Linked DNA regions of Mus musculus: region 1 is linked to region 2. A link is a loop called in an ENCODE intact Hi-C map of the cell type or tissue named here. Cell type or tissue: heart. All regions are shown on one strand. Each heading gives the region's core, and the rest is flanking DNA. Links, peaks and the distances in the headings are about the cores only.

Region 1 (7,663 bases), core at 1,647-6,646, 400 kb before region 2:
TTGGTTTCTCCATCTATGGTAATTGAGAGTTTTGCTGTGTGTAGTAGCCTGGGCTAGCATTTGTTTTCTCTTAGAATTTGCATAACCTCTGTCCAGGATCTTCTGGCTTTCATAGTCTCTGGTGAGAAATCTGGTGTAATTCTAATAGGCCTGCCTTTATATGTTACTTAACCTTTTTCCCTTACTGCTTTTAATATTCTGTCTTTATTTAGTGCATTTGTTGTTCTGATCATTATGTGTCATGAGGAATTTCTTTTCTGGTCCAGTATATTAAAGTTCTGTAGGCTTCTTGTATGTCCATGGGCATCTCTTTCTTTAGGTTTGGGAAGTTTTCTTCTCAAATTTCGTTGAAGATATTTACTGGCCCTTTAAGTTGAAACTCTTTATTCTCATCAATTCCTATTATCCTTAGGTCTTGTCTTCTCATTGTGTCCTGGATTTCCTGGATGTTTTGAGTTAGGATCTTTTTGCATTTTGCATTTTCTTTGATTGTTGTGTCCATGTTCTCTGTGGAATCTTCTGCACCTGAGATTCTCTATTCCATCTTTTGTATTCTGTTGCTGATGCTCCCATCTATGGTTCCAGATTTCTTTCCTAGGGTTTCTATCTTCAGCGTTGTCTCACTTTAAGTTTTCTTTATTGTTTCTACTTCCCTTTTTAGGTCTTGGATGGTTTTGTTCAAATCCATCACCTGTTTGGTTGTGTTTTCCTGTATTTCTTTAAGGACTTTTACCTCTTTGGCAGTGTTCTCCTGTGTTTCTTTAAGTGAGTTATTAAAGTCCTTCTTGATGTCCTCTACCAGCATCATGAGATAATATTTTAAATCTGAGTCTTGCTTTTTGGGTGTGTTGGGGTATCCAGGACTGGCTGAGGTGGGAGTGCTGGGTTCTGATGATGGTGAGTGGTCTTCGTTTCTGTTAGTAAGATTCTTACATTTGCCTTTTGCCATCTGGTAATCTCTGGACTTAGTTGTTATAGTTGTCTCTGGTTGGAGCTTGTTCCTCCTGTGATTCTGTTAGCCTCTGTCAGCAGACCTGGAAGTCTACCTCTCTCCTGAGTCTCAGTGGTCAGAGTACTCTCTGTAGGCAAGCTCTCCTCTTGCAGGGAATGTACACAGATATCTGGCATTCAGACCTGTCTCCTGGCTGAAGATGAAGGCCCAAAACAGGGCCTGTTCCAGAAGCTGTTGCCTCTGCCTGTCCCAGAAGCTCTGTGGCTTCTGTAGCCTGTACTCTCACCTGTGCAGACTAGTCTCTGAGGGATCCAGAACCCAAGATGGCTCCCCCACCTGCTCAGGCAGAGCCCTCCCCAAATTTTCTTTTCTAAGAAGTTTCCAAGTGCTTTGATCTTGCTCCCTCCAGTGCTGGCACGTATAGAGCCACTACCCTAAGCCAATGAACATTTCAGACAAACAGCGACTGGGTGTTCCTCCACAACTGCTTTCTAGATCCGCTCTTGCTGTATTTAAGAGAGCAGAGTAACAATCAGTTTTAGTGAAATAGCTTAAAAATCTAGAGTGAAATACCTTAAAAATCTGCCTGAGAAACTTTCATTTCCCAGAGCTTTATCCCAAATTTGCTTCCCTCTCTAGGGCTAGGTTTAATCCACTTCATTGCTAATAATTAAAGCAATAATAGAAGCGAGAAGGGGAAGAAAGAAAATATGATTTAGGTGATTTGTTGTTTGTTTGAGCTAAGATCTCACTATGCTACCTAGGTTGGTCTGGAATTAGCTACATAGCTAAGTTGCAATTGAACTCTAGATTATTCGGCCTCAACTTCTCAAGTCCTGATATCACAAGCTCTGCTCAGAAATGGACTTTGAAACTCTTTCTCTCATCCTCCATGAACAAGTCTACTCATCAAGTTCTGAGGAAAGTCTTGGGTAGCATATTCCAAGATGGAATTAGCATCTCCATGGCAGGTCAACTTCACAAGGCTGGACTGAGTTTCTTAGAATCTGATCTCTAGTGTGATTTCATATAAAAGGACTAGTTGAGGTATCCTCCTGTAACAGAAAATACACACAAGTTCTATTTGCTCAAATACCAAATTTGGTGCTGTTGCAAATGGGACTCCATAGATATACTAGAGCATCCTAATTAGATGATTTTAAATTAGGAGTTGGCCATTTAGTCCTGAATAATCAGAGGGAAGAGCATGAGAGGAAGTTAAAGCTTCCCTTAGAAAAAGAGACCAATTCCTATAAAAAACTAGATTCATCCCAGGCCTGGAAATCCCCAGCCTTCTTGTAGTCTTTACTTTCTGACGGCCTGTTCTTTGCATCTCAATGCTTGCCCAGCCAGTCCTCAGAACTGTCTAAATCAATCTATGGTGTGTCTGTGTCTTCTGTAAGTATGTGTGTATGTAGGTATGTGTTTTGTCTGGGTGTGAAAGAGACAGAGAGACAAAGGCAGAGAGAGACAGAGAGAGAGACAGAGAGAGATTGAGTAAAGCAACCAAAACTGATAGTAGTCTTAAATAATTTATTTATTTCATTGTACCAGGAAGAGAGAAAAGTTAAAAAGGGAGGAGAGGAGGGAAAGAGGAACATGCCAAACACAGAAAATATGACATGACTATATGATCTTAACTGAAACTTAGTGAAAAATTGGTAGAAGCATAGGTCATTGTATACTTTTAAAGAAAATATAAGAAGCACATGTGGTTAGATATAGAGGAACCAAAAGTGAGAAGTAGAAGAAGTACACATGTAACCCAGCATTCACAAGGCCTAGACAGTAAACTTACCAAGGGTTCAAGGTCATCTTGGGCTACACAGTGAGATTCTGTCTCACAAAGATAATCTCACATTTTACATTTATAAAATTGATTATGATTTCAGTTAAATACCAAGAATTCCACAGAATTTGACAAATAATGAAAGTTATATAAAAAACTTATCTAAGAATAGTTGTTTCTTTCTTCACTTTTTTAAACCCACAAAATTTAATTACTTTATTTGACAAGAGACAATGTCATGTTCTAACAATATTATACTATAGAATAAGGTTTTCAACCACTAAATTCTACAATAGGCATTTGTGAGATTATAACAGAGTTAACTGACAGAATTAGTGTACTTTAAACCAGTTAAATAATACAGGTAGTCCTCGAGCTTCAGATAGAGTGAAAATTACGAAACTATTCTATAATTTCAATCCTTTTTGAAACCTCAAAGTCTACCACCAGTGACACACCTTTTCCAACGAGGCAACTTTTCCTAATGTTTCCCAAACAGTTCTAGCAACTGAGGAGCAAGCATTCAAGTACGTGAACTTGTAGAGGCCACTTTCATTTACACCACCACAGAGAGTGCCTACCTCATGTGGGTAGAAGCAGGGGTGCCTACAGAAACCGGAAGAAAGCATAAAATTGAGTGGAAATGTAGCTACAGACTGTTTCGAGCCTACTGAAGGGGAGCAGGGACCCCTCCCATGTCCTCTAGAGACCAGGAAGTGCTCTTTTTTGTTTGTTTGGGGTTTTGGTTTTTATTTAAAAAAAAATGTTTTTTCAGACAATATATTTTTGTAGAAGTTAGTCCTTGATTCTTCCTCCCAACCCCATGCTCCCAGAAATATGATTGAGACTCAAAATATATTTACAAAAACCTTGGCCATATAGCTAGGCTATTCTCTAACTAGATATAACTTAAAATATCCCATTTATTCTGACCTATATTCTGTCATGTGGCTGGTCACCTGTGTTCAGTTACCATGTATCTGACCTGCTATATCTTCCCAGAGAATTCCCCTCCTGGCTCTATCTCAGAATCCTTTCTTTCTCCTGGATGTACTATCTCTATTTTCTGTCTAAATCAAAAGTATAGTAGCTTTTGAAATTGATAGGTGATGCTTTCATACAATTCACAAGATACTTTCTCTACATATTGTTATTGTGATTTCCTCCTCCAAGATCTGTCCCATTTCTCCACACACCCAATTCCACATCATAATCTAAAAACTCATACACAAGATGTGCACACATAGACACACACACAGACACCACACACACACAGATCTTCAGTCCAGATTTTTTAAATTAACTATTATTTTTATTTTAGAGTATTTTAATATGTGATTAATATAGTATTATTAAGTCAATATGGGTTATATTATAATAATATGATAAATAATATAATTTATTGAATTAATTATGTGTATGTGTTTTGCTAGCCTATATAAATGTGCACCTCAGGCATGCAATTCCAGTTAAGGCCAGAAGATGGCGCCAGATCACGTGGAGCATCTCTGGCACGTGTGGTTCTAGGATTCAAAGATCCTCTCAAAGAGCAGAAAGCACTCTATTATTAGTGTTGTTGCTGTTGTTGCTATTGAGAACAGATTCTTTTCTCATACAATAGGTCTTGATTACAATTTCTCCTCCCTCTAATCCTCCCAGCCCCTCTCCCCATCTCTACTTTCCTCTGGCTCCACTCCCTTTTTGTCTCATTAAAAAAGAACAGGCTTCTAAGAGATAACAAGCATGACAAAAAATATATATAAGATAAAACAAAAACCATCAGATTAAAGTTAGACAAGGCAAATCAACTAAAGGAAAAGAGCCTAAGATAAGGCACAAGAATCAGAGACCCACTCATTCAAACACTCCATAGTCCTATTATAACGCTAAACTGAAATCCATAATACATGCAGAGGGCGTGGTGCATGAGTCTGGGCTCTCTAGACTCTGGTTCTCAGTCACCCAAGCAGTGACGGGTATGGATTCCCTCTCATGGAATGGGCCTTAACTCAAACCAGACATTGGTTCTTCACTCCCACAAGCTTAGGGCCATCATCACTAACATATTTTGCAGGCAGGACAAAGATCTAAAGGTTTGTGGCTGGGTTGTTGTTTATGTTTCTCTTTTGACAACCTGCAGAGTAGCCTATCATACCAAAGACACTAGAATGTAGGTGTAAAGGGTCTATGTAGGCACCAGCTTGACCTCTGCATGTTCAATGAGTTGTTTGGGTGTTGTCTTCAGCATTGGGGTCTTGCTGTCTGTTGAGAGCAACCTATTGTTTCGTCAACAGCATGAACTGTTTGCAGATTTCCCTTTGGCCAACAATTCAAGTAGATGTAACATAGTCCTGGTACTGGAAGCTTCAGTAGGTGACAAGAGACTGCCAGTTGGGACTCCATCTCCCTCACTATTTGGTGACTTCATTAGAATTATCTTTATTTTTTTTAACAGTTTCCACTGTATTTGGTTTCCATCCCATCTCTTATATGCCCCTCAGATCTAGCCGTCTTTCCCCAGAAATGGACTTTAGACATTACCTATGGTACAAAACTTCTCTTATAAACCAATCACTGCCAAATAATAAAATAATGAAAAAAAGCAAAATTCCCCCAATATTACTTAGATTTTCAAAAAGAACTGCAGCCAAGTTCCTGTCATTTGAAAAGTGAAAACGACATTGCTTGGTAAAAATCACAAGAAGAAAGTTGAATTGAAAAATCCAAATTATTAAATGAACCTTTGTTTTCCTAGAGTGAAAACATCACTGTTCCTGTCTTCGGGAAAGTGGTAAGCAATGAAAACTTAACATTACATGGAAACTGGGAATGCTCACAACAATTTATTTTCCTTTGGGGGCTGCTTTTCAAGACATGCTGCTTCTAATAAAACACCCAGTGGTATTCTCTGATGAGCTATGCTGTGCTTCTCTCTTTCCTTGGTCTCTGAAGACTTGTCACTACCCTCAAATTTCTCCTAAGATGAAATCATAGACTACAAAACTTCCTTTATATGATGAAAGATCCTTGGCTCATAGCAAAAAGAAAACTTATATGTCATCTTGCAGAAATAAATACAGGGAGGGAGTGCTTTTCTATCCAGCTCAGTAGAAAACAAAAACCGTATTCAAGTTATGACCCTCGTGTAGGAATGCTCTGCTTATTGAAAGCAAGGTAGGTTGTAAGAAGGTATTAGGATATTTCTAGGTAAGTTTTAATTTTAAAATTTATATAATTGCTTTTCTTTTGATTCAATTGCTTTCTCTCAATATCTACCTATATCTGCATTAATCCTGTTTAACAAGCATTTCTGTTCTAGCCATTCAGCAGCCTTTGCCATCCCTTCTGAAAGATGAACGAGTTAACAGCAAATTTAAGGCGTGAGAGAGTAAAGGTCCAAGAATCCAGAAATTATTTTTAATGACAAAGAAATGTAAACTATGACAGGATAATTATTTTACAAATCCAGCTATGTAGTGAGTACTTAATAAGTATGAGCTAAATGGAAAGAACTTCTTAAAGAACAAAAAATTGGGCTAATTTATGCTTAAAATAATAACTATAGTTTGTGCAGAGAGAAAAGGTAAAAATGGAGGAAGGTATGGTTTTACTAATAAAGGGATATAGAAATCATGCTATCAATCAACGATAATGAGCCTGCCCCCAGGGATCTATGGAGTTGGAGGCAAGACCACACTGCATTTCTATCTTCTAAACAAATCACAGTTTTCAGATATTGTATGTTTTCTCACACACAGAGAATGTTCTCTGATCCCCTAAGAGTCTAGCAAATGTTCTTTACAATTCTCTTTGTCCCTGTACAAGAAAATTCCCCATCAAGCACCACAACCTCTTGCCCATCTCAGTTATAACATTTACTGAACTTTGTAGTCACTGTCTGTAAATTTACCTAACAGGTAAAGAGAAACAAAGTAGAATGAGTTTTTTTTTTAAGTAGAAAAAAAGGGGGACCTAGATTCATGTACCATGAACCACATTATCTTAGGTTGGTAATTCTCAACATGACAGCACAGGGAATTAGCGCAGGTGCTCTAGAGACTAGAGTTCCTAGGCTCCAATGCTGGATATTTATTTGGAGGCTGTTGTCTGGGTCCAGGCATGAGAATTGTTACACTTCTTAGTGTTTATAATCCATGGCAATGGTGTGAATCACTTTGTGGCTCTGTGACATATAAATGATCAGAAGGCTGATGAGTTTTCTGGGGGCTGGCTTTGGAAAGGAAAGAAAGTACAGATTTGGGCAGCATAATGAAGAACAAAATCTTATGCATACACTACTTTTACAATCTGCAGTCTATAAACAATAAATGCATAAAATCACCCTTCATTTGACTGTGCACAATCAGTCTATGGCCTGAGCACATTGCTTTGCCCAAAAGAAGTTTAAGGTAAAACAGAAAAATATGGCCTATAATGTTTTTCCTCTCAATAGTACTTCCCAGTTCTATGTCCATACTATTATTGCCATTCTTTCTCCATGTCCTTTGGCTTCATAATCAATAGAGATCATTTTAAAGATTCAAAAATCTGGCAACTTTAATCCTGTGTAATGTTTCAGTTTCAACAAAGGCACTGATTTTATGAGTAGGTAAGGCAATAAATACAGGAGGCAAGGGTGATGCCAGATTACTTTAGTTGTAAATGTCAATTTGGGTCAGATAACTATATGAAAAGCTAGGAGATCTTTGATAATTCTATAAGAGCAACAACAGCAACAATAAAAGAAAAGGTGAAATAATTTTGGATAAACTCAGATTCTATAATATTAGTCAGAGGACATTATAGCTATGATTTTTACAAGAAAAGAACTGTGCAGAAAATATTTATAATAAACTACTTTAATGTTTATGTTTCTATTCCATGAAGAAAGTAAGTAAGGTCCTTACAGATGTACAGTTTGC
Region 2 (7,663 bases), core at 1,173-6,172:
CTCCTCCTCTGTAACACTCCGTGTCTTCTGGTTCCTCCATGCTCAGTGTCTTACTTAGGAAAGTCTAGACCTCTTATGCTGAAACACTTTTCTCATCCCAGAGTGACTGAATTAGGTAGTCTGCTATGCCCCTGTATTCAGTCTCTCCCCACCTTCTGCCACTCCTCCTCCCTTCTTTTCTTTCCTCTAAATCCACTGGTCAGTTTTCAGCTGTCCTTTATGGTATGCTCCCGAGTCAGAACTGTGTCTTCTTGATTGATTCCTGCCTTAGAATTGCTATGTATGTTATGTTGAGGGGGAGGATGCGAGAAGAGGTGCATTTCCCTTCTCTCAGCCAAATTCACAGTGAGAGTGCCCGTGGATCCCACAGAACTAACTGACAGATTGATGATTGCAGTCTGTTCTGTTCTATTCTCTGCTTCATGCCATTTGAGCTCGCTCTTACCACAGTGTACTGGTCATCTTCCTCACTGTAGATGCCCACCTTGTGGGTGACCTCAGCACTCGTACCAACATTCTTCTCCACCTTGATGCTGCCTCTTCCCGCTGAACTACAGCTCCAGAGAGTCCCAAGCTCCCTGCATCTCCCTCTCTAGCCCAGTGATCTCTGCACTCTGCTTCAGGAACCCACTGACCCACACCTCACACTACCCAGCAAGTCCAGCAACCCCACCTTAAATGTACATCAAGCAATCCTTTCTTTCCAACCCCTCTATGTGCCCAACACTTTCATGTACAGATTCCTCCTTCAGTAATATCGAAACCTCCTCTTTCATACCGTGTGTCTCCTTTACTCAAATATTTCACTTAAAGTAGAAGCGGAACAGAGATAGATTCCTCAGAGTTAAATAAGTAGACAACTGGTCTTATCGTCTTTCTCTGAGCGCTTGGCCAGCCTGAGATCCAAAGAAACCAATGTTCCCGACTTCACACTTTCCCAAGGCACCAATGATTCCCCAGTCTGGCTTCTTGTCTGTTTCCTCTTGTAGAGTGTAGATTCCCATTTCATAACTGCTTATATCTCATCTATTACAAAGGTAGGCAGTTACTGGGATTTCTCTGACATCCTCATTTTCCTTGTTGATTTCTGAACCAATGTTTGTTGGTCCTAAAGCTTTCCCCTCTCTTTTCTAAGTGAGCTCTTTTAGTAGAAGTTTAGATGAATGGGCACAGCCTGACTTATTTTGTTTTCTCTGTGTCCTGCTCAATAATAATAATAATAATAATAATAATAATAATAATAATTGTATATGACTATGTTGACACAAATGCCACAGTGCACATGTGGAGGTCAGAAGACAACTTGCAGGAGTTGGTTCTCTCCTTCCACCATGTGGGCCCTGACGATTAGCTCAGGTCTTTAGGCTTGACTGCAGTCACCCTTCTCCACTTCACCATCACACCACCCCTCCTCCATCGTTTAGTTTTCTTTCAGCTGGAATAGATTTTTTTTTTCCTTCTACTTCTACTATTCCATCCTTCACAGGACCAGCCTGGTATCCACCTTAGTGTGTGTCCTCTCTGAACGGGCCACAGCACCTTGCCCTCTCCCTCTGCTCTTCCTCCATGTCTAATGGTAGAACCTATATGATGTTTATGAGCTTCTAAGGGTCAGCTACCCACCTGTCTCTCCATCCTCACTTGAAATGTGACCCTGAAACTACTCTCCACACTCCCTCTCAGGAAAATACCGCTCACTCCAGCTACCTTTCACCATACCCTCCGTCCCTCTTTGAACACCACCACTTCTGCTAGGTATTTTCGCCCTTTCCTCTGTTTTGTCTTCCCGCCACCCGAGAAACCTCTTCAAGACTTACCTCCCACTGTGGCACCTTCTGATTCGGTTTCCCTGTTCCACACTTCATCTGTAGCTCAGGCTTCTTAAATATATGAGTATAGTCTCTGGCTTACTTACTCACACAGTGTTTATCCTCTCCTGTCCTTTGGGGGAAGTAATTCTCCTGGTTCTGTGTATCCCTCTGTTCCTCAGCGTCAGCTGCCTCTCCCAGCATTGCAGCCATCCCACTCATCAGAGACAGAAAAAGCACAGGTGTAGCTTTGGCATGGAGCCAAGTGGAACAGAGTGCTTTTGATAAACAGGCCAAACATACTATGTGAAGGACCTACGATGTCACCTAAAGTTTTTAGCAAACTTTTGAAGGTACAAATTCAGTACCCATTCAAATCTTTTTCTCTCTGTCTCTCTGTCTCTCTGTCTCTGTCTCTGTCTCTCTCTCTCTCTCTCACACACACACAGCTGTTATACAAACAACTAAAACTCTCACCTGAGTACCTCTGTTTTAATCCTTGTGCTTAAATTCCGTGTTAGAACACCATCCAAATAAATGCTAACTTCACTTCCTACTGATTGATCCTGAAATCCTTTCCTGTCAATACTCTCATCTTCACCTGAGTGGAGACCCTTGTCCTCCTGCCACCAACTCTCCACTTCACTGCTCTCTTCCCCATACTTTCCTCAGGGACCCGAGGAATCCCTTACACTTACATGGTGTGTACTGATTGTATGCGCCACGGTCTTAGGACAAAGCTTTGGGCTTGTTTGTGAGGGCTTGCCAGATAAGATTGAGGCTAGAGGACCCACCATATCTGGCAGATCAGACATAAAAAGGAAGATGAGCTGAGTTCCAGAGTTCATATCTCTCTGTGTCCTGACTGTAGATGCAATGTGACCTGCTGCCACCATATACTGGAGCCAGAATAAACCCTTCTTTCCTTAAGTTGCTTTGGTTTGGTGTTTTATTGTATTAGCCAGACAACAACTAATGCAGTGTTTTAAGCAAACAATAGGGAGGGTTGTTTTGTTCATTTAAATATTTGACAATTTTTTTTTTTTTTTGAAACAGGCTTCATGTAGCCCAGGCTGGCTGGAAGTCATCTATATAGTTGAGGATGATCTTAAATTTTTGATCTATTCTCCTGCCTCCACCTTTGAAGTGGACGATTACAGAGGTATGACAGCATCCCTGGTTAATGAGGTACTAAGGATTGCACTTGGGGCCTTGTGTGTGCTATCGACTGATAGGCATTGCTAGTCCCTGCTGTTATTTTTAGTGTCATTATGTTTTCTGGTATGAGTTTTCCTTTCCTTATGATCAAAAGTCAAAGCAAATTTCTCATTATATGCGGGAGTGGTTCACTCTTCACTCTCTTATCTCTATCAGTCACTGCTTAGTTATAGAGGAGGGCCTGTCTGCAGAAGTTCCCTCTCAGGTGTGCACCGCCCCCTTTGGACGGGCATTGACAGCACTCTCTGGGTGCTCCATTAGCGCCACCTACTGACCAGTTGGTGCCAGTTGCTGCTGGGTTCTTCCCATCCTTCCGAATTCCCAAGTGATTTTTGAGGGAATTCTTACATAATTTCCCTAATATTGGCTCTCTAGTATTGGACACTGCTGCTTCCCTGATGAATGCTTAGATCTTTAGCATAGTGTGCTGTGCAAAGAAAGTGTTTTTACATTTGTCCTGACATGGAATAAGTTTTACTTCATCAGAAGTTTGGGATGCTGGGCTATGAGCAGGGCTTCGAGGATGAGTTTATGGATACTGAGAGAATTATCAGACGTTAGAAGTATGGAGACATTGCTGACAATCCTGGGAGGAATAAGCCTCAAAAAATAAAAACTTTGAGGAAGGGAAATGTGGGGAAGAAGGGAAGAAAGCCTCCTAATCTTCCTTTTTTCTTCATTTCACACCTATGACAAGGTAGGGCACAGGGAGGGCATTCCACTTATTTGGATTTCAGTGCATCTTTTCCAGGATTAATAGTCAGATGTGGGAAACTATGCAATTTCCTTCTTTCTTTCTTTCTTTCTTTCTTTCTTTCTTTCTTTCTTTCTTTCTACTTTTTAGAACTGTATACAGTATATTTTCCCATATTCTTCCCTTTCCTCCCACCTCTCACTTCATGTCTTTTTCTTTTAAATAAATAAATAAATAAATAAATAAATAAATAAATGCCACTAAAACCATAGGGTCCTATTTATGTTGGCCGTCTACTCCTGAGCATGGCCTGCCGTGGAGTGTTGTTGATACCCACAGCATCTCTTCATTGAGGAACACTGCTTTCCATCTCCTGAAAGCTAGAAGTTGTAAATAATGGTTTCTTGGATGGGAGTGGGACTCACACTCACTTTGCCTCATTTGTACTAGCATTTTTGTCTCTCTTGACCTTGTGCAGGTCTTGTGTGTGCTGACACAGTCTCCGTGAGTTTGTTTGGGCATTTTGTGGAATGTTGTGGAAACATTCACATCCAGGCTGAGAGTTTTGAGGTCTCTCATTTTCTGCATGTTGTCCAGTTGTGAGTCTCCCCTGATAGTCACCATCTGCTGAAGAAGCTTCCGGGATGAGGGCTGTGTGTTGCACTGATCTAAGTGTTTAGTGATTTGTTCATAGGAGTCATTTCATTGTTATGTTCATTTAGTAGAATAATAGTAGTAGGTTTTCCTCTAGTGCTATTCTCAGGTTCTTAGCCTTGTTAGTTATATCAGGTACGGATTTTATCTCATGGAGAAGACCTCAGACCTAATGAAAAAGTAGTTACTTAGCCCTATAACATGTGAGTCACTATTGTACCAGTGGGCATGTCTTGCAGGAAATTTGTTGTTACTGCTTGCAGTGATGGTAGCTGGGTGAGATTGATTATTCTCTTCCTCCCACAAAATCCAGCTATACCACTCTTAGGCATACATCGAAAAGACTCAATATCATACCAAAGAGATACTTTCTCATCCATGTTCACTGCTGCTTTTTTCTTAATGGCCAGAGTTTGTAAACAGCCAATACGTCCATCAACGGATGAATAATGAAAATGTGGTACAGTTACACAACGGAATATTATTCAACTGCTAAGAGAAATAGAATTATGAAATCTGCAGGTAAATGAATAGAGCTAGAAACATCTAAATGATAACAATGACCATCCTGAATGATCTAACCTAGACCCAGAAAGACAAACATGTTTTCTCTTATACATAGATGTTAGCTTTCATGCTATCTATCTATCTATCTATCTATCTATCTATCTATCTATCTATGTGTGTTTCATTTAGAATACCCACAGAGGGGAAGGAGGTTAGATCAACAAGTCTAACAAGGATATAGTGTATGTGTATAATATACATATATACACATATTAATATACATATATTATATATATTAATTATAGTATTACAAAGGGACACTTGAAGAAGAGGACTGAAGGGGGTGACAGATGGGAGGGTGGTGTATTTAGAGAAGGAAACAGGGAGAGACAACTAACACTAAGGTCCTTTTGAAAAGTATAGAAACCTACTACTGTAAAAGCTTCCTAAAAAGTATACATATAAAACAGAATTTTAAATGGAGCCACTATAATGCAGAAAACAACCCCCAATTAGAGCTCTGCAATTTGATTTACTTTTAATTCAATAGTGAACATGTGCCTTTAGTATAGAATACATTTATGGTAAAATTGAAAAGGTGAATATTAAAAACCCTGTAGAACAATTTAACCTAAATCGCCAATGTTTTCTATTTCCATAAAACTCAACTCTGCAATTCTTTTCCTTTTAAAGATGTTTATGTGTAGATAGATATGTCTGTGTGTGAGTGTGTATGTGAACATGTTTCTGTACACAGCGACTTGGTTGAGTGTCTTTTATCACTCTCTGCCTACTTCTTTGAGGCTGGGTCTCCCCCTGAATCTGAGGCTTGCATTTTCTCAGCTTGGCTAGAATCCAACAAGCAGCCATAATCCTCCTGTATCTGTTCCCCTTGGAGCTGGGGTGACCAGCGTGTTCAGGCTACTTGGCTTGCTATGTGGATGCTGTGATCTGAACTCTGGTCTTTCTGCTTGAGTAATAAATATTCCTAACCTCTGACCCCTCCGCTCTATGACTCTTGTTAGCTGCTGTCCCTGCACCCATTCCCCAGCCTCCATGTTTACCTTTCTCCTTTATTCCCTGCAGCCACAGACATAAATAAATGTAATAAAATGTTATCATACTCCAAGGATGCTGCCAAGCTTAGAAATTGGAGTGATGGTGGTAAATGATGTGACCAAGGGAGATTAAAAAACAACAACAACAACAACAACAACAACAACAACAACAACAACAACAACAACAAAACAGATCCCAGAAAGAGCCTGGTTGCATCTCTGAAGCTCAGGTGCAGCTCAGATTGAGTTGGGTTTCAAGAGGATGAGACACAGGTTGGTATATGCTTGTCTTCCAGCTTTCAGGTTGACTTGTAGGGTTTCTGAGTCCCAAGGTGACCACACTCCTCCTAAGCTGGTTTGAGGCTGCCCATATGATGATGACTTGACTGAAAAAAAGGTAGTTTTTTTTTTTTTTCATTGATCCTGGCATTTTTCTTTTTTAAAGATTTATTTATTTATTATATGTAAGTACACTATAGCTGTCTTCAGACACTCCAGAAGAGGGCATCAGATCTTGTTATGGATGGTTTTGAGCCACCATATGAGTGCTGGAATTTGAACTCAGGACCTTCAGAAGAGCAGTCAGTGCTCTTAACCGCTGAGCCATCTCTCCAGCCTGACATTTTTTCTCTTAATTTTGGTAGTTAATCAAAGATTCAACCTAGAAGTCAGCTTCAAAATGTTGTATTAAAGAAAGTATTTTTTTTTCTTTTTTGGTTTTTTTGAGACAGGGTTTCTCTGTGTAGCCCTGGCTGTCCTAGAACTCACTCTGTAGACCAGGCTGGCCTCGAACTCAGAAATCCATCTGCCTCTGCCTCCCAAGTGCTGGGAGTAAAGGCGTGGGCCACCACCACCCGGCTTAAAGAAAGTTTTAACTAGCTTAAAAACTAGGATCTCCTTATTCTAACTTGTTCTGAGGTTTTGATGCCATCAAAAGTTAAGTGTTTAAGAGTTGGTAAACAAATATTATCCTTTCCCCCTTTTCTATCTTATAACCCCACAGAACTATGGCCACATCATGTGTGAGAAGGTAGGCACAGAAAAGCACGTGGCACATAGAACCCTGAAGGTTGGAGTGTTGAGAGTGGAGAGGGCACTTGTTGGTATGAAATTCTCCCGAGACTTTCTTCTCTCAGGACACGATCTGTCCTGGAAGAGCTGAGACTGCAGCGGGGACCCAGCCTTTGGGATCTCAGGTCCTCAGCAGCCATACCCTTGGGATAGGTGTCTGTGCAATCCCCAATCCACTTGTGAGCTTCGGACGTATGGTCCCTCAGGGGCTTGCAAGCTCAGTGTGGGCCTCTCTGAAGGTCTAGGGCAAAAGAATAAGAGGACTTCATCCAAATAGTGCTATTTCTCTTTGTCCTTCAGCCTCCTCAAGGGCCTGAGGTTTGGGAGGTGTTGGGTTTGGACCAGGCAGGTAAGATTGGCAAGGCAAAGTTGGAGTGAAGGTCTGGAGGCGAAGCAGTGAGAGGAAGACAAGTTAGAGACATAAGGATGGGCTTTGTCTAGTTCTTGTAAGTAAGTTTTTGAGGCTGAGGGTCAGATTATAAGGTGTCAGAAAATGGATTGACTACGGATAAATGGAATAGAGAAACAATGAGGCTGGGTAGAGAGTTTGGGTCCAGAAGGATGGACTCTGACCCTAGCTCTGAGGATTTTTACCCATTCTGAGGATGTCTAATATCCATACATATGTTTGGTATGATGAAAGTATTGCATAA

The links. Peaks named below come from ENCODE experiments on the same cell type or tissue, not always from the same donor. Only the 100,000 strongest peaks of a DNase experiment are listed, where the experiment ranks them.
Region 1: it touches region 2 in a loop (4-fold over the local background); 14 of 42 quality-filtered maps call a loop at or near these places.

The regions. Positions count from the first base shown.
Region 1 is chr7:104,599,939-104,607,601 of GRCm38, reverse strand. No RefSeq gene overlaps it. Among named protein-coding and RNA genes, the nearest start is that of Olfr655, 6.6 kb to the right of the region's middle. In heart, for the core only: a CTCF peak has its summit at 4,218 (motif pointing right); no DNase peak of the experiment used is centred there.
Region 2 is chr7:104,195,627-104,203,289 of GRCm38, reverse strand. No RefSeq gene overlaps it. Among named protein-coding and RNA genes, the nearest start is that of Olfr649, 9.3 kb to the right of the region's middle. In heart, for the core only: no CTCF peak of the experiment used is centred there; a DNase peak (open chromatin) is centred at 3,259.